3 separate regions of the Homo sapiens genome follow, and regions 2 and 3 are each linked to region 1. A link is a loop called in an ENCODE intact Hi-C map of the cell type or tissue named here. Cell type or tissue: GM12878. All regions are shown on one strand. Links, peaks and the distances in the headings refer to the core of each region. The heading gives the core; the rest is flanking DNA.

What was found. Hi-C counts contacts between places; a loop is a spot of excess contacts. Peaks named below come from ENCODE experiments on the same cell type or tissue, not always from the same donor. Only the 100,000 strongest peaks of a DNase experiment are listed, where the experiment ranks them.
Region 2: a loop joins it to region 1, with 6 times the contacts of the local background. A loop is called at or near these places in 5 of 110 quality-filtered maps.
Region 3: a loop joins it to region 1, with 22 times the contacts of the local background. A loop is called at or near these places in 6 of 110 quality-filtered maps.

What each region holds. Positions count from the first base shown.
Region 1 is chrX:82,213,457-82,223,635 of GRCh38, forward strand. No RefSeq gene overlaps it. Among named protein-coding and RNA genes, the nearest start is that of SH3BGRL, 1.0 Mb to the left of the region's middle. In GM12878, for the core only: no CTCF peak of the experiment used is centred there; a DNase peak (open chromatin) is centred at 5,085.
Region 2 is chrX:83,629,989-83,640,167 of GRCh38, forward strand. No RefSeq gene overlaps it. Among named protein-coding and RNA genes, the nearest start is that of POU3F4, 130 kb to the left of the region's middle. RefSeq lists an enhancer at 5,024-5,373. In GM12878, for the core only: a CTCF peak has its summit at 5,445 (motif pointing left); a DNase peak (open chromatin) is centred at 5,263.
Region 3 is chrX:82,671,320-82,681,498 of GRCh38, forward strand. No RefSeq gene overlaps it. Among named protein-coding and RNA genes, the nearest start is that of POU3F4, 830 kb to the right of the region's middle. In GM12878, for the core only: no CTCF peak of the experiment used is centred there; no DNase peak of the experiment used is centred there.

The DNA.
Region 1 (10,179 bases), core at 1,561-9,560:
AGTATTCTGTGGTGTATACATACCCACATTTTCTTTATCCAGTTTCCCATTAATAGGCATTTAGGTTGATTCCGTGTCTTCGCTATTGTGAATGGTGCAGCAATGAACATACCTATGCATGTGTCTTTATAACAGAACTATTTATATTCCTTTGGGTATATGCACAGTATTGGTATTGTAGGGTCAAATGGTATTTCTGCTTCTAGATCTTTGAGGAATGGCCACACTGTATTTCACAATGGTTTCACTAATTTACATTCTCACCAACAGTGTAAAAGCATTCCTTTTTCCCTGCAACATTACAACCATCTGCTGTTTCTTCACTTTTTAATAATCGCCATTCTGAATGGTGTGAGATGGTATCTCATTGTGGTTTTGATTTGTATTTCTCTAATGATCAGTGTTGTTGAGCTTCTTTTTTTCCACATACTTGGCTTCATGGGTGTCTCCTCTTTAAAATGATTTTTTTCTTGTCCTTTGTTCAATTTTTAATGTTTATTTTTTTCTTGCTAATTTAAGTTCCTTATAGATGCTGGATATTAGACCTTTGTCAGATACATAGTTTGCAAATGTTTTCTCCAATTCTGAAGGTTGTTTGTTTACTCTGTTGATAGTTTTCTTTGCTCTGCAGAAGCTCTTTAGTTTAATTAGATCCCATTTGTCAATTTTTGCTTTTGTTGCAATTGCTTTTGGCTTCTTCGTGAAATCTTTCCTTGTTTCTATGCCCAAAAGATATTGCCTAGGTTGTCTTCCAGAGTTTCTATAGTGTTGGGGTTTACATTTAAGTCTTTAATCCATCTTTAATTAATTTTTCTATACACTGTAAGGGAGGGGTCCAGTTTCAATATTCTGCATATGGCTAACCAGTTTTCCAACACCATTTCTTGAATAGGGAGCCCTTTCCGCATTGCTTTTTTTTTGTCAGCTTTGGGAAAGATCAGATGGTTGTAGGTGTATGGCCCTATTTTGAGGCTCTCTATTCTGTTCCATTGGCCCGTGTATCTGTATTTGTGCTAGTACCGTGCTGTTTTGGTTACTGTAGCCTTGCAGCATAATTTGAAGTCAGGTAATGTGATACTTTCAGCTTCTTTCATTTTGCTTATTATTTCCTTGGCTATTCGAGCACTGTTTGTTGTTGTCCCATATGAATTTTGAAACTTTTTTTTGGTTTAGTTCTGTGAAAAATTTAATTGTTTGTTCAATAGGACTAGCATTGAATCTCTAAATTGCTTTGGGCAGTATGACCATTTTAATAATATTGATTCTTCCTATCCGTGAGCATGGAATGTTTTTCCACTTATTTGTGTCATCTCTGATTTTTTTTTTTTTTTTTTGAGCACTGTTTTGTAGTTTCCCTTGAATAGATCTTTCATTTCTCTGGTTTGTTGAATTTTTAGGAATTTTATTCTTTTTGGGGTGATTGTGAATTGAATTGCATTGCATATTTGGCTCTTGTCTTTAATGTTGTTGGTGTTTTGGAATGGTAATGATATTTGTACATGGATTTTGTATGCTGAGACTGTCCTGAAGTTGTTTTTATCAGCTTAAAGCAGCTTTTGGACTGAGACTATAGCGTTTTCTAGGTATAAAATCATCTTATGTGCAAAGAGAGCTACTTTGACTTCCTTTCCTTCTATTTGGATGTATTTTATTTCATTTTCTTACCTGATTGCTCAGGACAGGACTTCCAATACTATTTTGAATAGGAGGGGTGAGAGAGGGCATCCTTGTGCCAGTTTTCAATGACAATGCTTTCAGCTTTTGCCCATTCAGTATGATGTTAGCTGTGGGCTTGTCATGGATGACTCATTATTTTGAGATTTATTTCTTCAATACATAGTTTGTTGAGAGTTTTTAACATGGAGGATATTGAATTTTATCAAAAACCTTCTGTTAATCTATTGAGATAATCATGTGATTTTTGTCCTTAGTTCTGTTTATGTGAAGAATCACATTTATTGATTTGCATAAGTTGAACCAACCTTGCATACCAGGAATAAAGCCTACTTTATCATGGTGAATAAACTTTTTGAAGTGCTACTGGATTTGGTTAGCCAGTTTTTTGTTGAGGATTTTTGCATTGACATTCATTCAGGATATTTGCCTAACATTTTCTTTTTGTTGTTGTTGTTGTATCTTTCCAAGGTTTTGGTATCAAGATGATGCTGCCTCATAGAATAAATTAGGGAAGAATTTCTTTTTCTCAATTACTTGAAATGGTTTCTGTAGAAATTTTATCAACTTTTCTTTGTACATCTAGTACAATATGGCCATAAATTTATCTGGTCCTGGGCTTTTATTTGGTTGTTAGTCTACTTATTACTGATTCAATTTTGGAGCTTGTTATTGGACTGTTCAAGAATTCAATTTATTTTTGCTTCAGTCTTGGGAAGTTGTACGTACCCAGGAATTTATCCATTTCTTCTAAATTGTCTAGTTTGTGTGAATAGAGGTGTTCATAATATTCTGGGATGTTTACTTGTATTCCCTTAGCATCAGTGGTAGCATCCCCCTTGATGTTTCTAATTGTGTTTATTTGAATGTTCTCTCTTCCCTTCTTTATTTTTCTATCTGGTGGTCTATCTATTTAATTAAATTTTTCAGAAAACCAATTCCTGGATTTGTTGATCTTTTAAATGTTTTTTTGTTGTTGTTGTTTGTTTGTTTGTTTTTTAGTTTCCTTTAGTTTAGTTCTGATTTGGGTTATTTCTTGTCTTCTGCTAGCTTTGGAGTTGGTTTGCTCTTGGTTCTTTAGTTCTTTTAGATGTTATATTAGGTTGTAAACCTGAAAACTCTCATACTTTTCTATGTGGGTGTTTAGTGCTGTAATTTTTCCTCTTAACACTGACTTAGCTATGTTCCAGAGATTCTGGGTTCTTGCGTCTTTGTTCTCATTTGTTTCAAATAACTTCTTGATTCCTCCCTTAATTTCATTTCTTACCCAAAGTTATTCACGAGCAGGTTGTTTAATTTTCATGTAATTGTATGGCTTTGAGCAATATTTTTAGCCTTGATTTCTAATTTTATTTTGCTGTAGTCTGAGAGTGGTTGGTTTGATATTAGTTCTTTTGCATTTGCTAATTGTTTGACGTCCTATTGTGATTTCCAATTTAGAGTTCCATTTAGAGTTTAGAGTAGCCGTTACTACTAGATGTGTTCAGACAGGGGTTGATATGTGCCAGGTGGCAATGAGGAGAATGTATATTCTGCTTTCTGGGGCTGGCAAATTCTCTAGAAATCTATCAGGTCCATTTGATCCAGTGTTTATTTTAGGTCCTGAATATATTTGTAAGTTTTATGCCTCAATGATTTATCTAGTACTTTTAGTGGGGTACTGAAGTCTTCCACTATTATTGTGTAGGAGTCTAATTCACCTTGTAGGTCTCTACGAACTTGCTCTATGAATCTAGGTGCTCCTGGGATAGATGCATATATATTTAGAATAGTTAGGTCTTCTTTTTGAATTTAAAATATTACCATCATATAATGCTCTCCCTTGTCTTTCTTGATCCCTGTTGGCTTAATTTTGGTCGAACATTTGTATTGTCTGAAATTAGGATTGCAACTTCTGCTTTTCTCTTTTCCACTTGCTTGGCAGATTTTTCTTCATTCTTCTATTTTGAACCTATGTGTGTCTGTACGTGAGATTAAAGACAGCATATGATTGGGTCTTGCTTGTTTATCCAGCTTGTCACTCTGTGCCTTTTAATTGGGGCATTTAGACCATTTACACTATAGGTTAATATTGATATGTGTGGATTTGATTCTGTCATCGTGTTGTTAGCTGGTTATTATGTGAACTTGTTTGTGTGATTGCTTTAAGGTGTCACCGGCCTGTGTACTTAACTGTGTTCTTGTAGTGCCTTGTAAAAATCTTTCCTTTCCATATTTAGTGTTCCTTTCCGAAGTTCTTGTAAGAAAGGTCTGCTAGTAACAGGCATTTGCTTGTCTGAAAATAGTTTTATTTCTTCTTTACTTATAAGTCTTAGTTCGGCTGGATATGAAATTCTTGGTTGGAGATCTTTTTTTTCTTTAAGAATGTTGAATATAGGCCCCCCAATCTCTTCTGGATTGTAGGGTTTCTGTTGAAAGGTCTGCTGTTAGCCTGATGGGGTTCCCTTTTGCAGGTGGCTTGCTTTTTCTCTCTAGCTGTCATTTACAATTTTTCTTTCATTTTGACCTTCGGACATCTAATGATTATTTGTCTTGGGAAGATCTTGTTGTGTAGTATCTCACAGAGGTTCTCTGCATTTTCTTAATTTGAATGTTGGCCTCTCTAGCGAGGTTGAGAAAGTTTTCATGAAAGATATCCTGAAATAAGTTTTTAACATTGCTTACCTTCTCCCTGTCTCTTTCAGGTATGCCAGTGATTTGTAGATTTGGTCCATTTACATAATCCCATATTTCTCGAGTTTTTTTTTTTCATTTGGTTTCATTAAAAAAAAAAACCTTTGTCTGCCTCTCTTATTTCAGAGAGGCAGTCTTCAAATTCTGAGATTCTTTTTTTGGCTTGGTCTATTCTTCTGTTAATACTTGTGATAGCGTTATGAAATTCTTGTAGTTCTTTTTTTTTTAGCTCTATGAGATCAGTTAGTATCTTCTTTATGCTGGCTATTTTGTATATCAGCTACAGTATCATCTTCTTGTAATTCTTAGATTCCTTGCATTGACTGAGTTTTGATGTTCTCGTGAATCTCAATGATCTTCATTCATATCCATATTCTGAGTTCTGTTTATTTCATCACAGACATCTCATCCTTATTAAGAACTCTTGCTGGAAAATTAGAATGGTCACTTCAAGGACAGAAAACTCGAAGACTCTGGCCATTTGACTTGTCAGATTTATTTTGCTGGTTCTTTCTTATGTCTCTGTATGAGTGTTCTTTTAACTGCAGTGTAGATTGACTACATTCAGCAAAATTCTTTTCCCAATGTTTCCAGAGAGCAAACACTTTGCACAGGGTTTTGATTTGAAGCTAACTTGTTATCTTTGATTTCACAGGGTAGTACTTAAGCAAAGTATTTTTGTTGTTAAACATTTCAGATATGATCCAGTAGGTGGCGCTTAAGCATAATTGTCAGTAGGTAGGCTCTTGCTCAATCATGTGACTTCTCTGTAGTTCCTCACAGTTACAGCTGTGCTTTCTTTCAATGCTCTGAAAGTGTGGGCTTCTCTCTCACTTGAATGCTGGCTGCAGATCACGACTTGGCAAACCCAGGCTGCACACCACAGCTCTGGGTTGATCTCAGAGTTCATCTTACCTCCTCAACTTGGAGGCAATAGAGGAAGAGACCTCTAGGAAAAGATCCTCTGACAGTAAATGTGCCCGAGGGTCTTTCACTTTTCTTCTGGAGCTACACTCCAGAGAGACGTAGAGCTGCAATTAATCAGTGTGGTCATCCCAGAAGGAAGGGGTTGCACTGCGGGTCCAAGCCAGGGAATCCCTGCCTGGCAATGAGCAGGGGTGGTAGATGGGACCTGTGGGAGACAGACTGGCCTCCTTTACTTAAGGTAATTGCAGCTTGCTGGACGTGTTAATAAGGCACTTAGGGTCTTTGCACTTTCCTCAGTTTGAGGGGAGCAGGGGCAGTATCACTGCAGAGGCAGTGGCAGATGGGCTTTCAGTTGCCACTGGGAACTCCACCTCCAAGAAACATGAAGCCGTTACTACTGGGAGTGTTCAACCAGGGGGTGGTGTGGCTGCACTGCTGGCCTGAGCTGAGGGTTCTGGTTGTTGTGGAGCAAGTGGTCAAGGGCTCACAGGTAGGAGAGACAGGTCTCTTCTTAATGTGGTGATTGTGGCATGCTGTAAGCTTGGGTGTAGCCCTCAGGCTCTTTATTTCTTCCTCAGAGCAAAGGCAGCAGGGGCAGAACCACTGATGTGGCAATGGCAGAGGAGCTGTTGGTTGCCTCTGGGAGCCTCTCCCCAGGGAATTTCAGAACCACAACAAGTGGGCTTTCTCAGCCATGAGTTTGGTGGCTGTTCTGCAGTCCTGAGCTGGGGTCCCTGCCTGGTGAAGAGTGGGGGATGGGAGTTCCCAGAGTAGAGGGACTGGAGTTCTCTGTATATGTTGGCTGCTGTGCACTTGGGGTGCCAGCATAGCGACAAGGCCCTTTGTTCCTTCCCCTGCCTGTGGGAGCTTAAAAAGGTACCACTGCAGCTGCAATGCTGGAGGAGTTGTGGGTTGATTCTGGGATCTTCTCTTCGGAGAAAAGCTGAGCGCATTTGATTAAAGTGATCAGGTAGGAGCAAAGTGGTTATCCTGGAGTCACAGTTCATGCAGCCCCTCCCAATGAGGAAAAGTAATGTCTGAGACCTGTATGGAAGACAGGCCAGCCACTTTTCCATTAAGCAGCTGCACTGTTCTAGGGGTAGGCACCAGCCCCTTATTCTCACAGACTCTCCAGAGTCTGAAGGCAGCTAAAGCAAGGGCTGCAAGAAAGCAAAGATGACACCCCACCTCTCTCTCTGGAAGCTCTGTCCCAGGGAGGTGTGGAGCTGCTAGGGGCCTGATATTTCCAACTGGTAGTGGGTAGAGCTTCTGGTTGGGACCTCCTGCTGAATGAAGAAAAATGGGATCTGGGACCTGCATAATAAACAGTCTGGCCATTTCTCTGCAGAGTGGCAGTGCTATGCTGGGGATCTGCTCCAGTACTTAGTCACCTTGGACTTTCTAGAGCCTTAAGGCAGTAGCAGCAAAGGCTGCAAAATAGCAAATATGCTAGCCCAACCTTTCCCCTGAGAGTTTCATTTCAAGGAGTTGTGTAGCTGCTGCCAGCTCAAGAGCACTGACTGTGGGTGGCTGGAGTCCCAGGCCGGTGGGTCTTTTCCTGAAAGTTTCCATGAAAGTAAAGCCTGCTTGTCACTGTTGCTCAGCCCCGTGGATTCAGCCCCTTTCCTCGGGCATGTAAGGGATGCTAACCTGCCCCTTTGCTGGAGATGCAGCTGCTATTGCCACAATGCCCAGGGATCCAAGGCTCCCAGGACTCAACGTGTGCCTGAGTGATGGCTCTGCCAAGACTCCACTTAGCTCTGCATGTCAGACTGAAGGCCCTGGTGGAGCAGGTTCACAAGAGGCTTTCCTGACACCAGGGTTGCAAGGATTCGTGGAAGAAATGTAGGCCCTTGGGGTTTCTCACTCACTGTTTCCCTGGGCAGGAAAGCCTCCCCTGTCTCCATGTTACTCCCATGGGGTGGGGGGGTTGGGGGGCAGTCATCCTGTCTTTCTCTTCTCTGTTCTCCATGGGTCAAGTTGTTTCCTTGATAAATTCCAATGCATACGTGCACCTGGATGTTACAGTGGAAGGTGTAGTATTCACTTGCCTAGTATTTCTTTCTATGAGAGCAGGAAACACTAGCAACTTCTGGTTGACCATCTTCCCTCCCTTGAATCTATTTTTTAATAGCTGTACTAATTCAAATTTCAATCAATAGTGTGCAAGATTTCCCTTTTCTTCACATTCTCACCAACACTTATTCATCTTTTTTTAATAGCCCTTCTAACAAGTGTGAGGTAATATCTCATTGTGGTTTTAATTTGCTCTTAATTTTGTTTAGCAATGTTGAACAATGTTTTTACATACCTGCTGGTCATTTGCATGTCTTCTTTAGAGAAATTTCTATTCAGATTATTTCCTTATTGTTTAATCAGGTTTACATTTTTGCCATTGAGTTGTAGGAGTTCCTTATATGTCTGAATATTAACCCCTTCTCACACCAATGACTTGCAAATATCTTCTCTGATTTTGTAGGTTTCCTTTGCTATGTTTATTGTTTCCCTAGCTGTCCAGAAGATTTTCAGTTTGATGTAATCCCATTTGTCTATTTTTACTTTTTTGCCTGTGCTTTCGGGGATAGATATTAAAATAATCATTGCCCACTCCAATGTCATGAAACATTTATCCTATGTTTTCTTCTAATAGTTTTACAGTTTCAGGTCTTACATCTAAGTCTTTCAACCATTTTTAGTTAATTTTTTGTATGGTGTGATATAGGGGCCTAATTTGATTCTCTGCATGTGAATATCCACTCTTCCCAGCACTATTTCTTACAGAAACTATCTTTTCTCCATTGTGTATTTATAGCAAATTTGTTAAAAATCAATGGACTGTAAATGCCTGGATTTATTTGTTGGCTTCCTACTCTATTCCATTCTTCTAGATGTCTTTGTTTATACCAGTACTATGCTGCTTTGGTTGCTATAGCTTTGTAGTATATTTTTAAGTCAGATAGGGTGTTATCTTTAGCTTTGTTCTTATTGCTCCAGATTGCGTTAGCTATTCAGGGTCATTCGTAGTTTTAAATTAATTTTAAAATTGTTTTTTCAACTTCTGATAAAAATAGTGTTTATATTTTGATAAGAATTGCATTGAATCTGTAGATAACTTTGGGTAGTATGGGCATGCTAACAATATTAATTAGTCCTACACACAAACACACAGGATACATTTTCATTTATTTATGCCTGCTTTCATTAATTTCTTCATTGTTTTACAGTTTCAGTGTGTAGGTCTTTCACCACTTTGCATAAATTTATTTCCAAGTATTTTAATGTTTGTGGCTATTGTAAATGTAATTTGCTTTTTGCTTCTACTATTTAATAGTTCAAGGTTAGTGTACAAAAACTCTACTCATCTTTGTATGTTTACTTTACAAACTCCAAATTTACTGAAGTAATTTCTTAGTTTCAACAATTTTAATAATTTCGTATAAAATATCATGTCATATTAAAAAGGCAATACTTTAATTTTTTTCTTTTCAATTGAATGTCTTCTATTTCTCCTCCTAATTGCTTTGGCTATTACTACCAATATTCAAATAAAAATGTTGAGCGTAGACATCTTTGTCTTTTTTCTGAACTTAAAAGAAATGTTTTTAACTTTTTATCATTGACTATGTTAACTGTATGTTTGTCATATATGGCCATTATTGTATTGAGGCACATTCCTTCCAAATTTAAATGTTTTAGAGTTTTTATAGGAAGGAATCTTGAACATTTAACAAATGCTTTTTCTGCATCAGTTAAGGTGATTATTTTTTGGTCATTATTCCTTAACACATAGTACATCTTATAAATTTGTGTATGTTAGACCATTCTTGAATCCTTGTGATAAATTTTACTTGATCATGGTAAATTATTCTTTCAATGTGCTGTTGAACTCCATTTACTAGAATTTTGTTGAGAATTTTGGCATCTATGTTAATCAGGGATATTGAACTGTAACTTTCTTTCCTTATAATGTCACTATCTGGTTTGTGTATCAGGGTCATGCTGGCTTTGCAAAAACAGTTTGGAAGTATTCCTGCTTTCTTAATTTTTAGAAAAGTTTGAGAAGGTTTGGTATTAATCTTTCTTTAAATGTTTGGTAGAATTCACCAGTGAAACCACAAAGTCCTGCACTTTCTTTGAAGAGACATTTATTACTGATTCAGTTTTTATACTCATTATTGGTCTGTTCAGATTTTCTTTCTTCCAGATTTGGTCTTGGTGGGTTGTACTGTTTCTCAGAATACAGTCATTTCTTTCAGGTTATCCAATTTTTGTTATATAATTGTCCATACAAAACTCTCATGTTCCTTTTTACTTTTTGTAATATCAGTTGTAATGTCTTCTTTTTAATTTTTTAATTTACATTTTCTTTCTTTTTATCTTTGTCTACCTAAGATTTTTTTCATCATTTCAAAAAATAAATTCTGCTTTATTGATTTTTCTATCGTTTTTCTGGTCTTCATTTTATTTATTTATTCTCTGATCTTTATTATTTATTTTTTCAATTAACTTTGGCCTAGTTTGTCTTTCTCTTTCTGGTTCCTTGAAGTACAATAGCAGGTTGTTTATTTGAGATCTTTCTTCTTTTTCAGTGTAAACATTTGTTGCCATAATCTTTTCTCTTAAAACTACTTTTAATGAATCTTATTTGTTTTTGTATATTTCCATTTTATGTTTTCTTAATGCATTTTTAACATTCCTTTAATTTTTTTTTGCCCATTGGCTGTTTTGCAAGATTATGTTTCAGGGATTTCTATTTGTATTTTATTAAATTCTCTCTGTTACTGATTTCCAGTTTAATATCATCAATATCAGAAAATATACTTGATACAATTGCAATATTTTTCAATTAGTTAACATATTTTTACAGGCTAACATTGAATCTATCCTGGAGAATGTTCCATATAT
Region 2 (10,179 bases), core at 1,449-9,448, 1.4 Mb after region 1:
TACAAAGGACATGAACTCATCATTTTTTATGGCTGCATAGTATTCCACGGTGTATATGTGCCACATTTTCTTAATCCAGTCTATCATTGTTGGACATTTGGGTTGGTTCCAAGTCTTTGCTATTGTGAATAGTGCCGCAATAAACATATGTGTGCATGTGTCTTTATAGCAGCATGATTTATAGTCCTTTGGATGTATACCCAGTAATGGGATGGCTGGGTCAAATGGTATTTCTAGTTCTAGATCGCTGAGGAATCGCCACACTGACTTCCACAATGGTTGAACTAGTTTACAGTCCCACCAACAGTGTAAAAGTGTTCCTATTTCTCCACATCCTCTCCATGTGCTGTATTTTTTTTCTCATCTTTGTGGGTTGATGTTACTTCAATCTTTGAAGTTGCTGACCTTTGGATGGTTGTTTCTTTCTTTTATTCTATTCAATGACCTTGATGTATTGACTTTGGTATAAGCTGTATTCGGCTGACTGGCTTCATTTCTGGATTCTTTTATGGGGCTAACACTCAGCTCCCAACTCCTGGATTGTGTGCTCTAACACTGAGGGACTTGTACTGGGCCTGACTTTTTTTATCCTGGCTCCTTGAGGTTAGAAACCCACTGTACTGGGTTAAGGAAAATAAAGTTGCTCCCAGACCCCCTGGTCACTACCCTTCGATGAGTCTTGTCAGCCAAAGCATTTCATAGTACTGTGAACAGTGGGATCTATCCTTATTCATACATGCCAGCAGTATGGTGTGGTGCACACTCATCAGCTGCTGCGGGGTGCTAGCGGGTGGTTGGGTGCTTGCTTCCATGCAGGCATTCGCCACAGTGGTGGAGGCAATGCATCTCATGGGTGGGAGTATGGAGGGGTCCCTGCTAATGACTGTGCAGTCCCGCTGGTGGTGGCCTTCGCTCAGGGGCTCGGTGTTGGCAGGCCCAGGTCTGTATGCCTTCTCTGTGTGTCACAAAGTGGAGTGGTCACTCAGGATAGGGGAGTATCTACTGTTCTCTGCACCTTATTTCACTTCCAAGGCAGTGTTAGTGCAAGGGTGGGGTGCTGGTGGAGGTGGGGCTGGTTGGCTCTTTTCCTGCCTAGTCTCCATCTGTAATGGCAGTTAGCAGGGGTACAAGGGGTGTCTACACTCCCACCACAGTAGTAGCAGGGAAGGGTGCATGCACCCTAGCACACTGGCGGGGCAAAAAAAGCAAAATCCACCTATGCAGACATGGACCTGAAAAGTGATGTGAGTAGTTGCCATGGGTCTAGGGGAAGCTGTAGTGAGTGGGAGGGAGCATGCAGGCTGGTGCATGACCATGGAGGCCACCTTACTGGAGCTCTTCACTGGATAAGCACAGTCCACCAGCACAGAAGCTATTATGTGATTCCTCAGGGCACCCAAAACTGCCCCACAAGCAGTTGTGGCCAGCCAGCGACCCCTGTAGAGGCCAGCAGACCAAGTAGTGCTCAGGTCAGATTGGCCACATCTGATGGGTAAGACCACCCTGCAGAGTTCAGGATTGACAGTTCCCCTAGGGCTAAAGTCTCCTATGGGGACAAGTCAAGCCTAGGGTCATGGCCGTCTCTGGATGTGCTCTGCTAGAGATGCTCTCACACTAATCTCTCTGTGCTCCACATCAGCCTCTATGCTGCCCCTACCATTTCTCTAAGCAGCAATCTCTGCCACTCGAGTGTCCATAGTGGTCGAAGTATCTCCTCCTGCTGGAGTTCCAGAGGCCAATGGTGAGAATGCGTTGTTCCTTGCTAATTCAACTCACCTATTCCCCTGAATCCAATGGGGGGGGCAGGAAATGAGTCCAGGTGCACAATAGCCCCGTGTAGAGTTCCCATATTCCTGCCCGTTCAGCCCAGCTTCTACGACTTCCCTCCATCTTGGTGCCTTCCCTCTGAAGATTTGTTAGAAGTATGCTAGTAGTCTGGATCCCTCCCTGGCAGTTGTTCCACCTTGCTGAGTCTAGTCAGCCATCTTGGCATAATCTGAGGCAAGTAGTTTAAGACCAACCAGGGAACCATAGTGAGACTGTGTCTCTACAAAAATGAAATAAAACAAAATAAAATAAAATAAAAAATAGCCAGGGATGGTGGCATGCAACTGTAGTTTTAGTTACTCAGGATGTTGAGGTGGGAGTATGACTTGAGCCTAGATGTTTGAAGTTTTAGTGAGCTATGGCTACACTGCACTCCAGCCTGAGTGACAGAGTGAGACCTTCAGGAAAAGAGAGAGAAAGAAAAAAGAAATGAAAGAAAGAAAGAAGAAAAGAAAGAAAGAAAGAAAGAGAGAAAGAGGAAGGAAGGAAGGAAGGTAGGAATGAAGGAAGGAAGGAAGGAAGGGAAAGAAAGGCCAGATTCTAACACAGAATAACCTGGCATTTATTGCTGCTCAACACTTTCCAAATCTAATTTGAAAAGCTTATATTTATAGTGAAGTCCCTGAAGGGGACTTCCCCTTGGATGCTTTACAATCGATTTCTGGCTTAATCCAGGTCACCAGAGAATTGTTAATCTGGACTGCTGGGCAACTTTATTTTGACATAGTATAGATCAATAATATCTTTTACAGACATTTTGTCATTAAGGCATTGAATTAAAATAAGGGGAATTATTAGAAACAGCCTTTAAGAAACAAATTGCTGGATTTATTGTCAAGGTCTTGTTGATACTGCTCACAATGTCCTCTTGAAAACATCTCATGAGAGACTAGTTATCTGATGTTAGTAACAATATTTGTTGTTAAGATATTATAACTCATACAGTTGATAGGGTTTCCATCTGCACTGACAGCTCGAAAGTTCAGAATCAAATTTGCGGCTCAGGTTTAGCAAATGTGAAAAAAAATTTTGGCATACATTTTACCTCCTAACTTCATTCAGATGCTCTTCATCCAGCCACTGCTATCTCTTCATTTCTAAATCCATAAACTCTTTTCTAGCTTTGTAGAGACAGTTTGTGTAGTGGTTATGATCATGGCCTCTACATTTAAGTAGGCTGTATTTAAATCTACTTTTTGTCACTTACTATGTAGCCTTGACCTAGTTACTTATATTCTCTATACCTCAGTTCCTCCATCTGTCCAGTGGATATAATAATGGTACATACCTCCTAGGGTTGTTATAAGTATTACATTGGGGTAATATATGCAAAGTGTTTAGAACAGTGCCTGACACCCGGTACTATTAATAACCCAATTTCAGGGGATGCCATTTACATAGAATGTAGCATGAATGATGCTTTTTAGATTTGGACAATGTGATGACTCTGCTGATACATAGTGAGTACTCTATAGATGTTAGCCAATGTTATTGCTCTCACATGTTCATAGACTGTGCAGTTTTAATGAAAGAAATAAACCTATTTCCCTCACTGTCTCCACAAAAGAAGGTGGGCCCACAAAAACCCAGGTTGTAAGAAAACTTTCTAACACTTACTTCTAAGGCTACCTCATCTCTAAATTCAGCCAGCTTCAATCCCATTTTGTTACACTTTGTTTTCTACCAGGCCGTTGATTTGGGAACAGTATGTGACACCAAGTATTATATGTAAACATAATGCCAGGTAGATCATCTTGTTGAACATACGTGTTCATGTGTTGTTATGGTAGAACGATTTATATTCCTTTAGGTATATATTCAATAATGGGATTGCCAGGTTGAATGGTAGTTCTTTTTTAAGTTCTTTGAGAAATTGCCAAATTGCTTTTCCCAATGACTGGACTAATTTACATTCCCATCAGCAGTGTACAAACGTTCCGTTTTCTCCAAAACCATGCCAGCATCTGTTATTTTTGACTCTTTAATAATAGCCATTCTTACTGGTGTGAGATGGTGTCTCATTGTGGTTTTGATTTGCATTTCTCCAGTAATTAGTGATGTTGGGCATTTTTTTCACATGCTTGTTGGCTGTGTGTGTGTGTCTTCTTTTGGGAAGTGTTTGTTAATTTCCTTTGTCCTCTTTTTAATGGGGTTGCATGGTTTTTGCTTGCTAATCTGTTTAAGTTCCTTATAGATTCTGCATATTAGACTTTTGTCAGAGGAATATTATGCAAGTATTTTCTCCCATTCTGTATGTTGTCTGTTTACTTTGTTGATGACTTTTTTTTTTTGCTGTGCAGAAGCTGTTTAGTTTAATTATGTCCTATTTGTCAATTTTTTTTTTGCAATTGTTTTTAGCATCTTCATCATGAAATCTTTGCCAGGTCCTATGTCCAGAATAGTATACCACAGGTTTTCTTCAAGGGTTTTTGTAATTTTAGATTTTACATTAAAGTCTTTCATATATCTTTAGTTAATTTTTTAAATGGTGTAAGAAAGTAGTCCTGTTTCAATCTTCTGCATATGGCTAGCCAGTTATCCCAGCATCGTTTATTGAATAGGGAATCCTTTATCCATTGCTTGTTATTGTTGACTTTGTTGAATATCAGATTGTTGCAGTTGTGTGGCTTTATTTCTGGCCTTTTTTGTTCCATTGGTTTATGTGTTTGTTTATGTATGAGTATCATGCTATTTTAGTTACTGTAGCCTTGTAACATGGTTTGAAGTCAGGTAATGTAATGTTTTAGGTTTGTTTTTTTTTCTTAGGAATGCTTTGGCTCTTCAAGCTCTTTTTGGGTCCTGTATGAATTTTAGCATAATTTTCTCTAATTCTGTGAAGAAAGTCATTGGGAGTTTGATAGGAATAGCATTGAATCTGTAAATTTCTTTGGGCAGTATGGCAATTTTAACAATATTAATTCTTACTATCCATGAGGATGGATTGTAGGGACCAGCCCTACAGGGTCTGTGGGTTTTTCTACTCTTGTGCGGAAATGAGAGATTGTAGAAATAAAGACACAAGACAAAGAGATAGAAGAAAAGACAGCTGGGCCTGGGGGACCACTACCACCAAGACACGGAGACCAGTAGTGGCCCCGAATGCCTGACTGCACTGCTATTTATTGTATACAAGGCCAAAGGGGCAGGGTAAGGAGTGTGAGTCATCTCCAATGATTGGTAAGGTCACGTGAGTCATGTGTCCACCAGACAGGGGGCCTTTCCCTTTTAGGTAGCTGAGGCTGAGAGAGAGAGGACAGCCTACGTCATTATTTCTTCTATGCTCTTCTCAGAAAGATTGAAGACTTAAATACTTTCACTAATTCTGCTACTGCTATCTAGAGGGCGGAGCCAGGTGTACAGAATGGAACATGAAAGTGAAACAGGAGTGTGACCGCTGAAGCACAGCATCACAGAGAGACGGTTAGGCCTCCAGATGGCTGTGGGTGGGCATGACTGACGTCAAGCCTTCCACAAGAGGTGGTGGAGCAGAGTCTTCTCTAACTCTCCTGGGGAGGTCTGCTAAGTAATGAGTGCCTTCCCTAGGCACTGACGCTACTGCTAGACCAAGATCAGCTAAGTAACGGTTGCCTTCCCAGGCACTGGCGTTACCGCTATACCAAGGAGCCCTCTAGCGGCCCTGTTCGGGCATGACAGAGGGCTCACACGTCTTCTGGTCACTTCTCACCTTGCCCCTTCAGCTCCTATCTCTTTATGGCCTGGTTTTTCCTAGGTTATAATTGTAGAGAAAAGATTATTATAATATTGGAATAAAGGGTAATGCTATAAACTGATGATTAATAATGTTCATATATCATCATATCTATCTATAATCTATTTCTAGTATAACTATTCTTATTTTATATATTTTCTTTATTATATTGGAACAGCTTGTGTCCTCGGTCTCTTGCCTTGGCACCTGGGTGGCTTGCTGCCCACAATGGACTATTTTTCCACTTCTTTGTGTCATCTTTAATTTCTTTCAACAGTATTTTGTAATTATTTTCACGGAGATCTTTCATCTCCCTGGTTAACTGTATTGAGTAGGAGTGGCTAGAGTGGGTATCCTTGTCTTGTTCCATAAATTCTCAATGTTTTTGTAAAATGAAAATAATAACATGTATCTCATAAAGGCGTTTTGAAGGTTAAATATAAAGTACCTACAATAGTACCTAATACACAATGTACGACCATTATTAATGTTACTGGGAGAGGAGATGATTAACAGCTTATTGCAACCAGGCAAGATACAAATGATTCCATATTCAGACAAACACATCTATAATTATTAAATAAAGCTTCTGGTCTAGAGTAGAGTTTATATGCTGGAAATCTTCTCAGGGGCATTATTACAATGAGGATCTGAAGAATGCATTCCAGAAAATTCTAAAAATGTCTAAACCACTTCAACTCTTTGCAGTTCTCCCAACCCCAAAGATCAAGGCAAACCAACTCCTGGCAACCCAGTGTTCGTATTGTGCTTTCTGCAGGGTGTAACTGAAGAGAAGTAAAAAATGTCAGTGTGTGTTGAAAGATTACCTGGGGCTCACCAAGTTGCTTAGTATTCTCTCACCTATATTATCGCTTTCAGGAATGTTCTTAGATAAAGATGTAACCAAATTTTTTCCTATCTTTGTTGTCTATCTTCAACCTACTCCTAAATGTTCCCTCCCTCATCCCTTCAGCTGAAAGATGCACTACTAATTTGGGTGGTTGCTAATTAAGATCTTAAACTGTGATCCCCTCTCCTGGAGTATGTGAGTTTTCACAGTGTACAAAAAAAGATACATACACACACACATACGCATACACACGCCACTCAAAACTTTTAACATGTAACAGAATGACATTATAATGATGAAATGCATATAATATTGTATATAAGCATATATAAGTAAATGTAATTCTACAAATATATCTGTTTGCACTGCTGTTATATAAATGTGTCTGACTTTGAACAGAAATAAAATAATTTCTAATTTGAATGCTATCTGGAAGAATCTCCCACTGAATAATTGAGAGAAGTCACTTAATCTACAGTTACTTCAATGTTTCACTGTCAAATGAATCCCCCCTCTTTAGGTGGATGCAAAAGTAATTGTGGTTTTTGCCATTAAAACCACGTACATTGTGTATCAGGTACTATTACAGGCACTTTAATATTTAACCTTCAAAACACCTTTATGAGATAGTTGTTATTAAAAGTAATGACAGGAACTGCGGTCACTTTTGCACCAACTTAATACGTGTTCCTAAGAAGCTGCTGGGGTTCAAATTGCACACTTGCTGGCACACTGGAATTTTGCTGTCAAAATATTTTATGCCTTCATGTGTGGATTACGTATGATCCAAATAAGAATGTCTACATGAGAATGCCACTCCCAAAGCAGCCCACACCTGAGGTCTGCTATAGCATTTGTCCCTTTTCATTTGTTCTTCATGATGCACTGACATTTGTCATTCTTATTCAACCTCAATGACTCTCTAGGCTGATTTAGAATTAATAATACAAACTGTTTCTAGGACTGCTGTAACACAGCTGTTTATTTTATCATTTTATAGAATTAGAGCCCTAAATATTTTTGCTTAAAAATAAAATGAGTGTTAATTTTGGAAATATACAATTAATTCTGCCTTAACGTCCCTCAGGGTGTGTTTGTGAGTGCACATGCCCACACTTACATGCACACATGTTGTGTGTGTGTACTTCTAAATAGATAGAAACAGGCTTCCACACGTAGTCATGCATCATTTGACAATAGGTATATGTTTTGAGAAATGTGTTAGGCTATTTCATTGCCCTGCAAACATCATAGAGTGTTACTTCCACAAAGCTAGATGGTATAGCTTAATACATACCTAGGCTAATATGGTATAGCTTATTGCTCCTAGGCTACACACCTGTATAACCTAAATAGCATGTTACTGTACTGAATATTGGAGGCAATTTTAACACAGTGGTATGTATTTGTGTATCTAAATATAAACAAACAAAAAGTACAGTAAATATATGGTATAGAAGATTTAAAATGGCGCACCTGTCTAGGGCACTTACCATGAATGGAGCTTGCAGGACTGGAAGTTGCTCTGGGTGAGCCAGTGAGTGAGCGGTGAATGAATGTGAAGGTGTAGGGCAATACTGTTCGCTAGTGTAGACTTTATAAACACTATACACTTGGGCTACACTACATTTACGTTAACAACTTTCTTTCTTTATTAATAAATTATCACTTGCTTACTGCAACTTTTTAACTTTATAAATTTCTTAAACTTTCTGACTCTTTCGCAATAGCATTTACCTTAAAACACAAACACATTGTACAACTGCACAGAAATATTTTATTTGTTTATATCTTTATTCCATAAGCTTTTTTCTATTTTTAGTTTTGTAACTTTTTAAATTTTTTGTTAAATGTTAATACACAGACACACACATGAACCTAGGCCTGCACAATATCAAGATCATAAATAACCAATATCACTGTCCCCCACCTCCACATCTCATTCCACTAGAAGGTCTTTAGGGGTAATAACACACGTGGAGCTGTCATCTACTATGATAACAATGCCTTTTTCTGGAATATCTCCTGCACACCATGCCTGAGGCTGCTTTACAGTTAACGTTTCATAATAAATAGAAAAAGTATACTCTAAAATAACAATACAATGTGTAGTATAATAAATACAAAACTAGTAACAGTTGTTTATCATTATCAAGTATTACAACTGTACATAATTGTATGTTCTATATTGTACTTTTATAATGACTGTCAGTGCAGTAGGATTTTTTTATGCCAGCATCACTACAAACACATGAGTAATGTGCTACACTGTGACATTACAATAGCTACCATGTCACTAGGTGACAAAAATTTTTCAGCTCCATTATAACCTTCTGAGACCACTGTTGTAATATGTGGTCCATCACTGACTGAAACATCGTTATGCAGAACATGACTGTAATTATGAAACGTTAAATTTATTGTATTAGTTTTCTAGAGTAATCATAATGAAGTGCCACAAACTGGATGACTTAAACAACAGAAATTTATTGCCTCATGGTTTTCTGTCTCACAGGCCAGAAGTCTGAATACTAAGTGTCTGCAGGTTATTTTGAATTTAGGATCATTTTTTTTTAGTTATTTCTGTTTGCTTTTAAAAGTTTACATATTTTCCTTTTAGCAGTCTGCATTACAGCAGACTTCACTAACAGTTTTCCTTTAGGTTTTTAAAATAAAGTACAGGAAATGTCAGCACAAGTTAGTGTCATTTATTTTGAAAACTCAAGCCTCGATGTTTTTTTTTTTTTTTTTCCTTAGCTGTGCAGAGACCCCCTTAGGATTAGCTTTCAACAGAGCTTCCATTCCAGGCCCGGAAGAAACCTTTGATATTAATGTCAGCCCACTGGAAAAAGCTATCAGCATTCCACTAAAAGTTACAATGCTGAGTAATTCAGGAGAATAACTGGTCAAATCTGGTTGCCAATAGACTACTAAGTCTTCCTTAGTGACAGCTTTGGAGAAGTGCTGGGATAATGTGGTTGCCTCTATTTTTAGGTACCAGTCAGTCACTGGAAAAGGACATCTGTGCATGACTTCTATTTTATCCAACAGCCAGATGTCAGCCAGAAGAACAGATGGCCCACCTGGTTGCAGGAGATAAAAGTCAGTGTCAGGTCTGCCCCTGGAAGGGTCCTTCAGTAGCAAATTAGTCTAACGTTAGGGAAGAATCAAAGTAAATTGGATCAACTAACTCTCCTTTCTTCACGGTAAAATTCCGAAGGACTCAGGTTTCCTGCGTCAGGTTTCCACAGGCAGGCCTTCCTATCACTCTTCCTTTTATAATCAGGAGGACCACCAGGGTTTCTGGGAGAGAAGTTGTCCCTTCATATTTTTATGGCAAACTTGGAGCTTGTGACTGACGCTGCTCAAAGGCAAGGGACTTGCTTTGCTGAAAGCTTTACCTTCCCCAACACACTCCTTATGACACAGACAAATAGAGGGCCAATGACCCAAGGCTCCAGTGGGCCTAGCAAAACAAACTGACCAGCATTTCCAGACTAGGCCCCAGCTATATTCACATACTCACCTAACTTGGCTCTTTCTGCACAAACTGAGCTTCCCAACTCAACTGGTTTTCTGCCTAATACCCACTTATATGCTTACCTGATGTCATCCATCAAGAGCGCCCTTCTCAAGAATCAATGTGAGAAAACAGTTGAAAAATTCATCAACTTGAGTAAAAAATACTGCTATATAAATTATCTACACTTATAACTTTATGTTATCCTAACTTACAGATCTATCATTCTTCTTAGGAGGACACAAGAAAATTTTCTCACTCCCAATGAGTAGT
Region 3 (10,179 bases), core at 679-8,678, 460 kb after region 1:
CTGAGCCAAATATGAGTGACCAATGGTACAGCCCTCAGGAAATCCTGAGAATATGTGCCCAAGGTGGTCAGCATACTACTTGGCTTTACACATTTTAGAGAGACCTAAGACATCCATCAATACATGTAGGATGTACTTTGCTGTGGCCCAGAAACTCAGGAAAACTGGAGGTGGGGTCTTCCAGGTCATAGGTAGATTCAAAGATTTTCTGAATGGCAATTGGTTGAAAGAATTAAGTTACTGTCTAAAGACTTAGGATCAATAGAAAGAAATATCTGGGTTAACATAAGGGGTTGTGGGGACCATGGTTTTATCATGCACATGAAACCTCCAGGTAGCAGGCTTCAGAGAGAATAGATTGTAAATGTCTGATATCAAAATTAAACACTCTGTTCTATCAGTCTTAAGGTCTGTGCTGATGTTAATGCTGGTCAGGTTTTTCTTAATTCCAAAAGGGAGGGGGGCATAATGAAGCATATATGACTCTCTCATTCCCATCATGGACTGAATAAGTTTTTCAGGTTAACTTTACAATGCCCTTGGCAGAGAGGACAAGCCCATTCAGATGGTCAAGGGGGCTTAAAATTTTATTTTTGGTTTACAGTGACTTTCTTTGTTTAACGATTAAAACACAATGGTCAGAAATCAATAAATCATTTGAATGAAAATTGAATAAAAGCTATAAATGATCTTTCCATAGTTTGTTTTTTTAAAACTTTAAGTCATGCTATGTTAAATTAAGTAACAGATCATAATAACATTTCTGAGTCATTTATATTGTATAGAAAAGCTAACTATATTTAAATCTGTTCATAAATTGAAAACAACATCTTTCTAAAAATTATGAAATGGTTTACATCTACCAATACTGGTATGAAACTGTTCAAAATTACTTGCTTCTTAGGTTCTTAACTGTAAATTAGGATTATTAGGGGTTTATATTGAAGTTTATATATAATTAAAACTATTAGATATAATAGAAACAATTCTATATACAGAGTAAATAAAAAAGTAAGATGCATTTTTGATTAAAAAAGCTAAAAAGGGTATCATTTTTCTCTTACATTAGAGAAAAATTTGTGTGGTAAAAATAACAAAGAGAAAAAATATTTTTTGCCTAAATTGTCCATATATATTAAAATATATACATGACAAAATAAAAGTTTAAGCAAGTTGTAAAAGGTTTACAGAAAATTAATCTCATGAAGGAAATTATGTGTGATGAAGTTCACTAAAATTAGAAGGGAATTATTTATAAGTTCCTATGAAAATTGAGCAATAATATCAAAATACACAAATGCAAAGCCATAGTCTTTGCCCCTGTGTCAGAACAACAGAGGTTTTTAGATCATCGATCTGCTTTTTAATTTAATCATTTTAAGAGGTTGTTAAAGGCTTATGAAAATTTTAACTCCTGTGCTCAAAGCTGACTTAAATTTGATGGATTTCTTTATCAGGTATTATTAAAATTAGTTTCCATATAGATATACACTAATATAAATGTAAAATTTGGTTTTCTTCTTTGCATAAGAATTTAATGTAGTATTAATAAGATATAGTAAAAGATTTGTTTAACTTTTGAGTAAATGACAGAAAAGGCAGGGAAAAGTTTGCATCATACTGTCTTTTTTAGGATTCTCAATTGCAAACAGTCTCTTCTCTATCAAAGAATAAAAGTTTTCACTTTATGAAATCTTTACATAATAATGTTCGATAAATAAATGACAGTTATATTCAGTGATCTGTGGTTCTATTTTAATCGTGTATTTTAGAACTTTTTTATTTTAACATTAATTTAAATATTTAATATTTGACATACTACCAAAAATTAAATTTCAAATTCTAAAATGTAGTCGTATTGACCCAAGCTAACTTGGACATAACAAGAACCCCTGGGTGACCAAGAGATACATACTAGACTTATTCAGTATGTTAAAATCATATGGAAAGACTTGTCAACTTGTCAATTAAGAAATGGTGTTTTGCCGGGCACAGTGGCTCACACCTGTAATCCCTGCACTTTGGGAGGCCGAGGTGGGTGGATCACGAGGTCAGGAGATGGAGACAATCCTAGCCAACATGATGAAACCCCGTTTCCAGCAAAAATACAAAAATTAGCCAGGTGTGGTGGCGTGCACCTGTAGTCCCAGTTACTCAGGAGGCTAAGGCAGGAGAATCGCTTGAACCCGACAGGCGGAGGTTGCAGTGAACCGAGATCATGCCACTGTACTCCAGCCTGGGTGGCAGAGCGAGACTCCACCTCAAAAAAAAAAGGAAATAGCATTCAACTTTCTTTGAGTTAATTTACATAAATGTGTAATCAACATGTGTTCCAAAATTGTAGGAAATTCCTAAATTTCTGATATGTCTTGATATATGTCATCAGTCATAATTATCATTATTATAGTAAATTGATGTATGCCCCAGAAATAACCAAATTCAGTCTTAAATTGTGTCTTTAACAATGGCTATTTTAAGCCACTTGTCATCCACAGATAATTATGGTTTTTCTTTAATTCTTATCAAAATTCAGTTTATAATCACCTTCAGTCCAAAATTTTCTTTTTCTTTGAAAAAATTTGTGAAAAGGACTCTGGCAATTATTCATGAATATAGGTTTCTGATAACTTACATGAAACTAAACTGATAGAAAACTGTAATCCTTTTTATAACATTTTGTGTAAAATATTGCTGATTCATTTTATATTTTGTTTTCCAGAGTCAAACATTTTTCTTTTGAGCTACGTATAGCTTACAGCAATTGAGTAAAGTATATTTTGTGAGAAAAGTTGAAACATTTACCTTCCTCTCTACCTGAATTTTGCAAAATTTGGAAACTATTCATGAGTATTCTTATATTGTGCCAATCTAGTTATTTAAATACGTTCAATTAAATCTGTTTTTTTTTTGTAATAAAACACAATTGAAAACACTGGTTATTTTACCAACACTTTAACTGGAATGGCTTATTTTCAGATGCTAATGAACAGATTGCTTTGAGAAAATGAGGTTGACTTTGAAATAGGAAATTTTCCCTGACCTCTTCCCAGGGTGTAGGGGAGCTGGAGCGAAGTCACTAGGGCTAGCTGGCTGCTTAGGCTGGCTTCACTCACTAGGATCCACCCCTCAGGCAAGGGGAAGTGCAGCTGAGTTGTTGCAGGAGCCAAGCCGAGGTGAGTACTTCTGGGCACTGACAGGAGCAAACTCCATGCAGGCCCCGTGGTAGTGTCTTAGGGGAGCACCTTCAACCCCTAAAGCCCCAGAAGGAGTGTTAAAGTCAGCACTCTTTTAGCTTTGGCATCTGTGGATGGCTTAAGTGTTTAACAGCTTGGTGGACCCTCTGTCTTTTCACATGGACAGAGGATCAGTGTGACAGCCTTCTGCATCCTGAGCTCTTGTCTGGTGTCCAGAGAAAATCAGGTCACATGAATAAATTGAAGGATAGTAAATGCAGGGGATTTCACTGCCAATGGAAGTGGCTCTCAGTGGGAAGGGAAACTGGAAAGGAGATTGAGTGGGAAGGTATTCTTCCCCTGAAGTCTGGTCATCTCTGGCCAGACACTTTCTCAAAGTCCCACCATCAAGCCATCCCTCTGATGTCAAGCTGTTTCTCTCTGATGTCCAGCTGCTTCTCCTCTCGATGTTTGGCCACTTCTTCTCTCTGCTGGTGTGATCTTGGGAGTTTTTATGGGTACAGTATGGGGGACAGGGCAGGTAATGGGTGGTTTTGGAAAATGCAGCACTCAAGTGGGAACACAGAAATGCATTTTCTCACTTTGGGCTGTAGTTCCAGGCTTGAGAGTGGGGTCTTTTCTGCCTAGAAATTATCTGCCTCCTGTCTCTAGCAACTTGACTTTATAGAACCAATAAAAAGTCCTTTGAAAAGACTGGCCTGTTACCATGTCTATGTGCTTTCTTTATAAGCTTCCTGATCTTGCAGTAAGTGAAAAGTATTACTTCCTTACAATCCCAGGACACTCAAGGTATTTTGGGATCTTGAGCAGAGATAAACTCATTCAAATTATACAGGCATTCCAGGCACAGTCTCATGGTAAATTCTTGGCTTGGCTTCCTAACCTTGAGAGGCTTTTAAAAGTCTAATCTGAGATTCTTTATCAAAAATTTCCAGCAAAGCCAACTTAAAACTTATATGATCATTCAGCATTCTTTTTGCACTTTATGCAAATAATCAGGCCATGTATAATACTAAAACTTATCTTGCAAGTAAATTGGCCCTACTAAGATTCAACTTTGGTAAAAATGGGGAACTGGAAAGAGAAGCACTATGTTTCATAAAAAAACTATAGCACACTTGTTATTATTAGGTTCGTGCAAAAGTGATTGCAATTTCTGCTATTAAAATTAACAGCAAAACCTGCAATTACTTTTGCACCAACCTAATAAATTCCAGCTCTGACCATTGTTTTTGAGCTTTTATTACTTTCCTACAATTTTGACTAAATTCAGAATTATTTACTGGCTATATCATTGCTCTGAAGAAGAACCAGGTTTTAATTTTCTTCATGATGTTCTTAATTGACTCTCCAATGAAATACTTTTAGTTCTAGTGTACACATTCTCCTTTTGATTATAATCCTTATATGTAGTATAGTTCTACTATGTATCTCTCATTGTTTTACTTGTGAGAAACCTGAACTCATGGTATTCCAAAGACTAGAAATATTTCAACAAGAGACAACAGCTATATAAATCAGTGACTTGAATATGGTCTAATTTATGCCATCCTGTGATGCCTTCCCAATTTGACTTTTGGTTTCCATACAATTGTTCACTGAGATGTATCTGTTCTCCTTGCCCCATGTAGTAAAGGATCTTCTGGGAAAAAGCCTTCTTAGCAATGTGAGACTAAATTCCTGGACATAAAAGGCCAAAATCATTTGAGTTTTTCTATGATTTTTTTCTTCTAAAGACCTTGATTAAAATGGGAAAAATGAGAAAAGAAAAATAGCTCGGAGAAGTCTGACCTATGTGAGGTATAAAAAATTTATTAGGCTCAGAAAGACGTGTATGGAACTTCAGCCATTCTTCCCCACACCCCCATGCCCAGAAGCAATTGTTTAAAGGTAATTTTTGCCTAATTGCCTCATATATTATCTTCATGTTCCTGGAATTTGCAATTAAAACGACAAGGTATGGCCAATCAATAGATTATGCTATTTTAATGTAAATTTTTGACAAACAACTTGAAAATCACCTCTTCTTTTTCTTTAATACCCCACTTGTAACTGCTGCTAATGCTATGCCCCCTTGTGGTCATTCTCAATCTTTTAGCTCAAATAATCTGTATAATTTATAATATTTTCTGTATTTCATTGTGTAACCTTGACACTAAGTGCCTAAGAACTAGGGTAGCGGATGTTGTGATTCTCAGTCCAAGGCCAAAGGCCTGAGAACTCATGGGTCTGCTGGTGTAAGTTCCTGTGTCCAAAGGCCACAGAGCCTGGAATTCTAATATTTATAGCTAGGTGAAGAAGAGTGTCATAGCTCAAGGAGAGAGAAAAAAGTTGTTTCTCCTCTGACTATTTTGTTCTATATGGGTTTCCAGCTGATTGGATGATGCACTCTGACATTGAGAAAAGATCTTCTCCATTCATTATACTGAGTCACATGCCAATCTTTTCTGGAAAGAATGTAGCATACACACTCAAAAATAATGCCTTAGGTATTCCTTAATCCAGCCAAATTGACACCTGAAATTAACTATCACAGGTGCTTTTAAAAGATTTACTCAGACTCCGTCTAGATCAATTAAATTGGAATCTCTGAAGCCTAGTGCCTGGGCATTAATATTTTTATTAAATCTCTTGGAGTAAGCCTAATGTACACACAAAATTGAAAACCACCACATCTAAGTAAGTCTGCAAATTTGTCAAAATTGCTTATTTTCCTAGGTCCCCAGTGTTCTCCTTCTCTAGGTCCTTCTGGTCACCTGGTAAACAACCAGATTAATTAATTTTGGAATAAACCATCTAAAAATGAAACTCAAACGGTAAAAATTATAGCACTGTGAGATCAGGGTATGAAACTATACTGATATACCCTAAAGCACTACACATCAGACTTTCGAAGCTCAGTTACTTCTCTGGTGCTTCTTAATCTTGTCATCCAAATGAGTCACTGTCTTATCTGTCTATGTTTAAGAACCCAGGCCATAAGGAAAATAACTGGTAAGCCACACTGTTCTACTCTGATGCAAGGGAGGTATCCTCTGCTGCGGAGTTGTTCTGTCTAAGTCAGTTGCAAGCATTTTTTTTTAGATAAACTTTATTTTTAGAGCAGCTATGTGTTCAGAGTAAAATTGAGTAAAAAATACAGAGATTTTCTATAAACTTCTTGCCCCCTCAAATGCACAGCTTCCCTACATTATCAACATCTTTCATCACAGTGGTGCATTTGTTACAACTGGTATAACTCCACTGAGACATCATTATCACCCAAAGTTTATATTTTACATTAAGATGTTGTACATTCTACAAGACTTGACAAGTATATAACACATGTATCCATCTTTATAGTCTCATACAAAGTGTCTTCACTTTCCTAAAAATCTTCTGTGCTTTGCCTGTTTCTCCCTCTCTCCCTGAAATCCTGGCAAATCTGATCTTTTTACTGACCCATTAGTTTTGTTTCTCCAGAGTGTCATATTGTTGGAATCACACTTTTTGGAATTTTCAGGTTTTTTTTCTTTTTTTTTTTTTTTTTTGAGACAGAGCCTTGCTCTGTCACCCAGGCTGGAGTGCAATGGCGCAATCTCGGCTCACTGCAACCTCCACCTCCAGGGCTCAAACTATTCTCCTGTCTCAGCCTCCCGAGTAGCTGGGATTACAGGTGCCTGCCACCATGCCCAGTTAATTTTTGTATTTTTAGTAGAGATGGGGTTTCACCATGTTGGTCAGGCTGGTCTTGAACTCCTGACCTCAGGGATCACTGTCCACCTCGGCCTTCCAGTGCTCATATTATAGGTGTGAACCACTGTGCCTGGCCTTCAGATTATTTTCTTTTGTTTAGTAGTATGTTTTTAAAGTTTTCTCCATTTTTTTTTTCATGGCTTGTTAGATCATTTCTTTTTGGTGCTGAATAATATTTCATTGTCTGAATGTACCACAGCTTATTTATTTGTTTATTTAGTTAATTAATTTATTTATTTTGAGATGGATTCCCATTCTGTTGCCCAGGCTGGAGTGCAGTGGTGCGGTCTCGGCTCACTGCAACATCTGCCTACCGGGTTCAAGGGATTCTCCTGCCTCAGCCTCCTGAGTAGCTGAGATTACAGGCACCTGCCACCACCCCCAGCTAATTTTTGTATTTTTAATAGCAATGGGGTTTCGCCATGTTCATCAGGCTGGTCTCAAACTCCTGGCCTCAAGTGATCCACCCTCCTTGGCCTCCCAAAATGCTGAGATTACAGGCATGAGCCACTGTGCTCAGCCTACACAGCTTATTTATTTATTCAGCTACTGAGGGACATCTTGGTTGCTCCCAAGTTTTGGCAATTATTAATCAAATTGCTACAAATAATTATATGAAGTTTTTGTTGTGTATGTTAGTTTTCAACTTATTTCGGTAAATACCAAAATGTGCAATTGCCAAATGGTATGTGCTATAGACTGAATGTTTGTGTCCCCTGACAATTAATATGTCAAATTCTAATCCCAATGTGATGATATTTAGAAGTGGGACCTTTGGGAAGTGATTAGGTCATGAGGGTGGAACCCTCATAAATTGGATTAATGCCACTATAAAAGAGCCCCCAGAGAAGAGTGTGTGTTGGGGAAATGTGAGGAGAGGCAGGCTAATGAGTACAAGCAACTAGATGGAAGGAATAAGTTCTAGTGTTTGATAGCACACTAGGGTGACTATACTTAACAGCAGTATATTGTATGTTTCTAAGTAGCTAGAACAAAGACTTGAAATATTCCCAACACAAAGAGATGATAGTTGTTCAAAATGATGGATATCCTAAAAGCCCAGATTTAATCATTGCATATCCTATGAACATATCAAAATATCACAGGTATCTCAAAAATATGTACAAATATTATGCATCAATTTAAAAATTTTAAAAGACCCTTGAGAGGTTACTTGCCCTTTCTGCCATCTGAGGACACAGCAAAAAGATGGTCATCTATGAACCAGGAAGCAGACTCCTAGAAGACACAAAAATATGCTAGCACCTTAGTTTTCGGAACTATGAGAAATAAATACTTGTCTATAAGCCACACAGTATGAAAGTCTATTATATCAGCCCAGAAAGACTAAGAGTATGGTAAGAGTATGTTTAGTTTTGTGAGAAACTGCCTGTCTTATAAAGTGCTTGTACCATTTTGTATTCCACCATCAATGAACAATAATTTCTTTTGCTCAACATCCTCACCAAAATTTAGTCGATGTCCTGGATTTTCCATATTTTAATAGGTTTGTAATGGTATCTCATTGTTATTTCAATTTGCAGTTTAATAGTAATAGTGATGTTGAGCATCTTTGCATGTGCTTATGTGCCGTCTGTATATCTTCCCTTGTGATGTATCTGTAGAGGGATTTCACCCGTTTTATAATCAGGTTGTTAGTTTTCTTATTGTTGAGTTTCAAAGGGCATTTATATATTTTAAATAAGAGTGTTTTATCATATATTTTTTCCAAATATTTTATCTTATTTAGTGGCTGACCTCTTCTTTTCTTGTTGTCTTTTATGGAGCAGTTTTTAAGTGAAGTCCAGCTTATCATTTCTGTCATAGATTATGCTTTTGATACTTTATCTGGAAAATTATTGCCAAACACAAGGCCTTCTATCTTTTCTTTCTTTCTTTCTTTCTTTCTTTCTTTCTTTCTTTCTTTCTTTCTTTCTTTCTTTCTTTCTTTCTCTTTCTTTCTTTCTTTTTCTTTCTTTCTTTTTCTTTCTTTCTTTCTTTTTCTCTTTCTTTCTTTCTTTCTCTTTTTCTTTCTTTCCTTTATCTCTCTCTCTCTCCTTCCTTCCTTCCTCCCTCCCTCCCTCCTTTCTTTCTCTCTCCCTCCTTCCCTCCTTCTCTCCTTCCTTCCTTCCCTCCTTCCCTCCCTCCCTCCCTCCTTCCTTTCTTTCCCATTCTGTTGCCCAGGCTGGAGTGCAGTGGCACAATCTCAGCTCACTGGAATCTCCACCTCCCGGGTTCACGCGATTCTCCTGCCTCGGCCTCCTGAATAGCTGGTACTACAGTTATTATTAACCCTTAATAATCCTAATTTCCAGTTAAGAACCTAAGAAGCAAGTAATTTTGAACTGTTTCATACCAGTATTTGTAGATATAAACCATTTCATAATTTTTAGTAGAGATGGGGTTTTGCCACGTTGGCCAGGTTGGTCTCAAACTCCTGATCTCAAGTGATCTGCCCACCTATGCCTTCAAAAGTGCTGAGATTACAGTTGTGAACCACTTTGCCCTGCATAGATTTTCTCCTATATTATCTACTAGGGACTTTACAGATTTGTGTTTTACATTTAGTTCTATAATTTTTTTGAGTGAATTTTGTGACGGATGTAAAGTCTGAGTCTAGATTCTTTTTTTTTTCACATGTGGATGTCCAGTTGTTCTAGCATCATTAGTTAAAACATTTATCTTTGCCCTATTGTATTGCCTTTGCTTCTTTTTACTGAGACAACAACTATTAATCAAAATAATTGTTTTTCCCAAGCTTTATTGAAGAATAATTGCCAAATAGAAGTGTTATATAATTAGATATACTTTAAGCTTTGATATATGTATATGTCGTGAAATGATTACCAGAATCAAGAAAATTAGCATATGCATCACCGCACATGGTGGTAAGAACAGTTAAGATCTACTCTCTTAGCAAATTTCAAGTATGCAATACATTATTTTTAACAAAAGTCAGCATACCACACATTACATTACTAGAAGCTATTTATCAACAATAAACTGCCAGTTTGTACTCTTTAACCAATGTATTCCTAATTCCCCAATCATTATCCCAGCAAACAACATTGTAAATTCTGCTTCTATGAGTTCATCTTTTTTAGATTCTACATATAGGTAAAATCATGCATTATTTGTCTTTCTATGCCTGGCTTGCTTTACTTTGCATAATGTTCTTCAGTTTCATCCATCTTGTCACAAATGGGAGAATTTCCTCCTGTTACTATTTTTTTCATGCATTTTACTTCCT